Linked DNA regions of Mus musculus: region 2 is linked to region 1. Evidence: chromatin contacts called from ENCODE Hi-C or POLR2A ChIA-PET data. All regions are on one chromosome and are shown on one strand. The core of a region is the stretch at or near the end of the contact, and the rest is flanking DNA. Distances in the headings are between cores, read along the strand shown. Region 1 holds the start of Bhlhe41 (basic helix-loop-helix family, member e41). Region 2 overlaps Gm32838 (a long non-coding RNA gene).

Region 1 (3,126 bases), core at 85-2,584:
CGCTCCAGCCGCCCTGGCCCGCGACCCAGATCCGTCCCCGGAACCCAAGCGCCGCTGCCCTGGCCCTGCTGCGCTCCAGTGCGCGTGCATTTGGGGCCCAGGTTCCTTCTCGGTTCTCGTGCCGCTGGCGATAGCGAATGTCCGAGAGTGAACGTGATTGTCAATTCTGAGAAATTAGTGTAGGAGCAACCTGGGGTCTCCCTGCCCACGGGGATGGAATTCAGATTCTTATTTAGCTTGAGTTGTGGGGACACTGAGCACCTGGGGACGGCTGTCCCCAGCTGTGTGGACCGAGCTCCCGAGGACACGGGGCGCGCGCACGGCATCCCTGCGCGCTGATGTGGCAGCCGCCGCAGGTCGCATCACGTTGCCGGCCCTGTGCTGGTACCCGCTGGAGACAGGATTAAGGAGGGAGGCCGCGGAGGTGCCAGTAGTAAACGTGGGCTCGCCACACTCTCGGCGTGGCTTATCGCACGAGGGAGACGGGAGGCAGCACAGTGTCTCGCAGGCTGGGGCGGGCAGGACCCGGACTGCGTGGCTTTCCCGCAACAGTCCTTGCGTGCCTCCTGCCCTGTGCCACCCTTCCCCCTCCCTGCTCTCCCCCGGGAGCACCCGAGGCCCCAAACGTCATCTGCCTCTGTGTGATTAGTGTCACCGCAATTCCGGCTGCTGCGGGAAGTTTAGGTGGCCCGGGGACACTGTTGCCAGAACCACTTGGTATGCGACATTCTGAATCAGTGTCTACATTTTCACTGATCTTAAATCCGGGAAGCAAATTGCAAGTCACCCCCTTTTCAGGGTAGGTCTCCAGCCTGACCTAAAGGGTGTCTTTCTACCCGACCCTTCTTTCACCCCTGGCCAGTAAACAATGAGCAAAATCTCCGAATTTTCCTTCCCCGCTCAAGTTTAGCCACCACGAATTCGCGTTCTTTCTCTGGCCCAAACCAACAGCAATTGGTGGGAAAGCCAAAGGCCACGTCCTCGGTTCTGCACCGAGATGCTGGACGAGCCGGGGGAGCCCCTCGTCCCGCCCCGCCCCCGCGCCCTGCAGCGCCTCGGGGAAGACGAACGGCTCGCCGGGTGGCCGCTCCTTCCAGGTGGCCCCAATCAGGTGTCCCCGCCCCCTCCCGGCCCCTCCTCCCCGCCCCCCTCCGGGCTGGACCGCGGATGGTACGTTCCGCACGTGAGCTGGGTGCTGGTCTGGCCGGCGACGCGCGTGCCCTGTGGCCAAACACTGCCCGGAGTGAGAGCAAACTACCAGCGCAGTGCGTGTGTGCGCGCGGGTGTGCGCGCGCGGGTGTGCGAGAGGGCGAGCGAGCGAGCACGGGGCGGAGGGGCGGCCAACTGCTTCACACTTTCAATACTGCACTGAAGAGGGAGAGCGAGACAGCCTGGAGACGCACACATCCCCCCAAAATCTCTCCAGGCGACCGTCCCACAGATTACAGGACAGAAACCTCCAAATCGAAACGGACAGCCATTGAACATGGACGAAGGAATCCCTCATTTGCAAGAGAGACAGTTACTGGAACATAGGGATTTTATAGGGTAAGGTGTACGCACCGTTGCGAATATCTGTCTAGGCGTCGGTTTGGCTTTTTTTTTTTTAATCCCCTGCACAAAGTGATATGGAGCGGGTGAGGGCAGAGCCCCTCCCGGAATGGGGGCCTGATGCTGATTTCTGTTTTTGCAGACTGGACTATTCCTCTTTGTATATGTGTAAACCCAAAAGGAGCTTGAAGCGAGACGATACCAAGGTAAGTCTTAAGTTTCCCATAACCTGCCTGGATAGTTAATTAGGGCCATTGATTTCGCAAGGAAACTCTGCCCGCAAATATATTCCAGCCCTGAGCTTTCCTAACTGTGAATTTTAAGTGGCTTGCTGGATACTCCGGGGGATATTCAACACCGCACCTGAATTTAAATTGCATTTTAGAAGTCTAGAGGAGAGAGTTCTGGGCATTAGTTCATTACATAGTGTGTTTGGGGGTTGGGGTGGGAGGGTTCTATCCAGTAAGTGAATGAATGTTTAGCTCACTGCTGTATCTTTTCTCTGGCTCGTGTATGAAGGATACCTACAAGTTACCGCACAGATTAATAGAAAAGAAGAGACGAGACCGAATTAATGAATGCATTGCTCAGCTGAAAGATTTACTGCCCGAACATCTGAAATTGACAGTAAGATGCACATTTTCATTCTCCTGATGGACTCCGGGGTGTATTTACCTGATAAAATTCCCAGAGATAGGATAATAAATGTAAATATTAAGAGGCCTGCCTTCTAACTTGTGCTGTAACTAAGAGTTTCCCAGAGACTCAGAACAGGGGCTCCGGGCTAATGGCAGAGATCATTGACGACCTGACTGTGGGGAGCTGAGCAGCGCTTCCTTCCCAGTGGTGTGTGTGTGTGTGTGTGTGTGTGTGTGTGCCTGTCTTAAGTTGCTGGGCTGCGTGGAAATAAAAATGCGTGTTTTAAAGTAACCCCTGTCCCCCTTTGTCGCACCACTGCAGACACTGGGGCATTTGGAGAAAGCAGTAGTCTTGGAATTAACTTTAAAGCACTTGAAAGCGCTAACAGCCTTAACTGAGCAGCAGCATCAGAAGATAATTGCTTTACAGAATGGTAAGTGGGTCTGAGGAAGCCAGCCTGCCCTGATACAAAAGGGGGTAACGCTGGGGGCGCAACGCTAGGACTCCCCCGCTGCGTCCTCTCCTGGTGAACGTCGCCTCTTTCCCTTTGGTGGCAAGTACCCAGAGCATCCCAAAGGCTTCCCGCAGAGCTGGAGGAGCCCCGTTTTTATTTAAAGTGGCGGCTGCACCTCTTCAGTTGGGTTTTTCAGCCAGGAAGAGAGCGCCTCACCGCGCCACCCCCTCCTCTCTCGGCAGTCTGCGGATTATATCGCTGGAATGCCCAGGAAAAGCCGAGCTCACTGTAGGCAGCGCAGGGCCCACGTGATGAGCAGATGTCTTAACGCCGCGGTTTTTCTTCTCGCCTCCCTCCCCCGTGCACCCTAGGGGAGCGCTCTCTGAAATCGCCGGTCCAGGCCGACTTGGATGCGTTCCACTCGGGGTTTCAAACCTGCGCCAAAGAAGTCTTGCAATACCTCGCGCGCTTTGAGAGCTGGA
Region 2 (3,390 bases), core at 362-2,861, 130 kb before region 1:
ATCCTAAATACTTCACAAGTTTCACCTTGGTCTTCAAAACCACCCTGTGTGGGAGGGGCTCTCGGTGTCCCATGTCACAGACAAGGACCCACACAAAATGCTAACTGCACTCCAGGATCAGAGTCAGTATAAGTAGCGGATGAGGAACCCTCTCCAGGCACCTGGGCCTTCCTTGACCTCTGGTTATGCTGATCCCAGGAGGGAGGGCTCAGCTATCAGAAAGTGTGTACACTGAATAAAACATTTCTGACTACTTAGTTTCTTTACTCATTGCTGGAACGGAGCGCTTGACAAAGGCACCTTAAAGGGGGAAGGAATTGCTTTGAATCACGGTTTGAAGATAGCGTCCATGGCTGTAGGAGCTGGAGGCAGCCGCTCTCCGGGCGTCTGCAGTCAGGAATCACAGAGAGATGGAAGCTAGTGCTCGGCTTGCTTTCTCCTTGTTATTCAGTCTGGGCCCCAGCCCATGGGATGGTTCTGTTCGGTTGGGGTAGATCTTTCCTGTCAATGAATCCTGTCTGGAAATTTCCTCATAGCATGCCCAGAAGTTTGTCTCCTATGTGATTTTACAGCTTCCCCCTTTGATAATATTAACTACCACAAGGTTCATCAGGCAAGTCACCCTGAACACACCGACCTGCCGCAACATCAAACACATCTGACCAGCTTCATAAGAGGCCCCACATGCCCTTCCAGATTTTCAGGGGCTTACAGAAGAGAGACTGGGAAGATGCTGGCTTCATGACGACACATGGAAAAGCGTGATGGTGTGGGGAGAGGGCTGTCACAAGAAAGCATTTGCTGATATAAATTTATAAATTTTCAAAATGATATGTACTTTCCTGTGTGTTTTGTAGGGTGCGTGTGCCTCAGTGAACACAAGGAGCAATTTTCAGAGCCAGTTCTCCCTCCCCGCCATGATGGTTACTAACATCAACCGGACAGACTGTGGACTCCCTTAGGAGACAAACTTCAGGGATTGAATTCTGTTTTTATTTTTACCTCACAACACAAACATAAGATATCTCCCCACCCTTTGATAAAGCAAACCTTCTGACCTCTTAGTTGGTATTAACAGGTCCCTTTCCCGACCCACCCTAGGATGCACTTCACCAGTTTAGGGTTGAATGATATTCAGCAAAAATTCTCTCTCATTCCGAAGACTTTTCCTTCATCTCCACTCTCCTGGACCTTGGCGGGGCCTGGTAAAGCCCTGAGGCTCTAAGGATCCCTTAGTAGGTCAGCCACAGTTCAAACCGTGTCCTCATTAAGTGCACAGCTGGGCTTCCCACCAGAAAGCCTCCCTAGTCAGCCCTTGGGAAGCCCCAGGGAACCTGCATTTCAGACCCCAAGGTAGTGCCTCCCCGACTAGCTTTCCATGTTTTACTCCAGGTTTGGATGAAGCAATACAAGGGAGAAATCCATTCTTTCTGCTCCCTCACTCTGACCGTGACTCATTACTTAGCACAGACCAAATGGTTCCCCACCTCCCAGGGAGGAGGCTCGGAGCCCGGAGCCCGTTACATAAGTGGCTTCCACAGCTGCTGCTGGTAATTGAAAGTGAAGCTCTTCTGATGTGGGGCCTGCTGGGAGTGGTGTGACTCTTTCCTCACCCCGTGATACCATCTTTATGGGAGAGGCTCCCAGAGCCAGGGTGTGGTGTGTGTCGGGAGTGTCCTGCACAGTAGGCCTAACTTCTGAATAGCTTGTGCTTTCTCCCTTGTTAAAACATGGCCCTTCCACGTCGTCTCTGATCTTAATCTCCCAAATGAGCTGGAGCTGAGCTTCACGAGGCAGGATTTGCCTGGCTCTGCAAAGCTCAGGAGGAAATGTGGCTTGGGGTTTCTATGCCCAGAGACCCACCCAAGAAGGACCACCCAGGAACACCGTCTCTGGGCAAGGAATTGCAAGAGCTGTGCTTACGTAAAAATCTCAGAAGAGGGATCCCGGACATCAGAGCTGACTTGCAAGGCCCAGGGCAAAGGAGACTAGTTTGATCTGATTCTGGAGGAAAGTGACTAAATGGCTCTTGAAAAAAACCTAGGGATCCTGTCTAGACTCCCCCACCCCCACCCCAATCCTGGCTTCCCTACTGACACTGCCAGGGAATTGCTTTTAAGGAGTTATGGGAAGCCAAACATACCCCGATATATGTCCACTTCCAGGACCTATTTAATGCAGAGATGGTGAGGCTTGCAAGACCCTTACATGGAAATGCATGCCCACAGGGGAAGTCTGCCCAGACTGAAGGTTAGCTAAGGTCAGGTGCCAGTTCTGGTTCCCCAGCAAAACCCTGTTTCACTGGACCTCAGTGTACACTTCAGCTGAACTGCAGGATTGTTGCGCGCACTCAACAGGCCAGGAAGAACGACGCTGCTACAGGATCCTTCTGCACACGTTTATTCAGTCCTGTTTCTTCTTTCTCCATATATCTCCCCTGTTTATATCTCCCCTGTTTATATCTCCCCTGTTTATATCTCCCCCGAACCCTGGGCCTCTCACTCTTTTATACTCTCAGTTCCCATCCACGCACCAGCAGGCCACGCCACCTCACCAGGGTCACGCAGCTTCAGCTAATCAGGGCAGCAGGGGCAAATCTCCATCAGACTGGATTCACCTGTATCCTGGTACACCTGCCCAGCACTCAAGATGTTTGTGTCTTATATGAGGAAGTCAGGTGCAAGTCATATGACTTAGCTGCAGTCCCTGGCGCCTTTGGGACTGCCGCCACACCCGCTCCCCACAATTCCCCCTTTTTTCTTTTTTGGCAGAGAGAATGTCTGTAGATAGCCCCCCGCAGCCATGCCCCTTACCCGTCCTTGGGTGACAAACAGCATTGGTTTGATCCCTGTCTTAGGTTGGTGACATGCCCAGGGAGTCTTATCACTGACTACCTCTCTATCATGCCAAGCCACACCTGGGGAGATTGTGTTTTGCTTGTGGCAGGTGCATCAAAAGGCCAGGATGTTGATTAATCTATGGCCAGATCTTAATTGCTGCAAGCAAGCCTCATGGGTGAAGGTAGAGGTCTGATCCCCAGTGTGCAAGCATAGGGGCCCTACACAAAACCATCCCTTAGGCTCATCACCCAGAGAGGTCTTGGCCAGCTCCCGTGTCGTTTTTCCTAGGGGAAGGGAACTAGGACACTGAACCTTCATGCAATCAGACGTGCCTTCCACAGGATGCCAACAGCAAGCTATCCTCTGTGCAGTGCTTAGCCTCGCACCCCACGGCATAACGCAGCATAATTTCTTTTAGAGCGGCAAACCGAATCTGAGGAGATTGTCCCGCCTCCACTGCAGCAAAAGCCTATGCTACCATGGCGAAAGTGCGGACCGCACACTCTGCACCTAACACATGTGCCCAACACAAAACACACACACACTATAA

The links. Hi-C counts contacts between places; a loop is a spot of excess contacts on that map. ChIA-PET counts read pairs that join two places held with the same protein, here RNA polymerase II (POLR2A).
Region 2: a map of left cerebral cortex shows a loop between it and region 1 (4-fold over the local background). The contact joins the enhancer-like site here to the promoter of Bhlhe41 in region 1. A Hi-C loop is called at or near these places in 1 of 37 maps with a recorded cell type or tissue (left cerebral cortex). POLR2A ChIA-PET finds 5 or more read pairs at or near these places in 1 of 5 experiments (Patski).

Annotation. Positions count from the first base shown.
Region 1 is chr6:145,863,628-145,866,753 of GRCm38, reverse strand. Bhlhe41 (basic helix-loop-helix family, member e41) reads left to right here and starts at 1,334. Exons shown (of 5, transcript NM_024469.2): 1 at 1,334-1,548; 2 at 1,694-1,757; 3 at 2,071-2,178; 4 at 2,512-2,623; 5 at 3,016-3,126. The coding sequence starts at 1,487.
Region 2 is chr6:145,996,977-146,000,366 of GRCm38, reverse strand. The region is part of intron 2 of Gm32838 (a long non-coding RNA gene); the gene reads right to left. Gm32914 (a long non-coding RNA gene) reads left to right here. Exons shown (of 4, transcript XR_869600.1): 4 at 1-831. Among named protein-coding and RNA genes, the nearest start is that of Gm32914, 15 kb to the left of the region's middle. Within about 2 kb of position 1,611, at least 1 of the 3 ENCODE cell types and tissues checked has a DNase peak (open chromatin) inside an H3K27ac peak, as active enhancers do.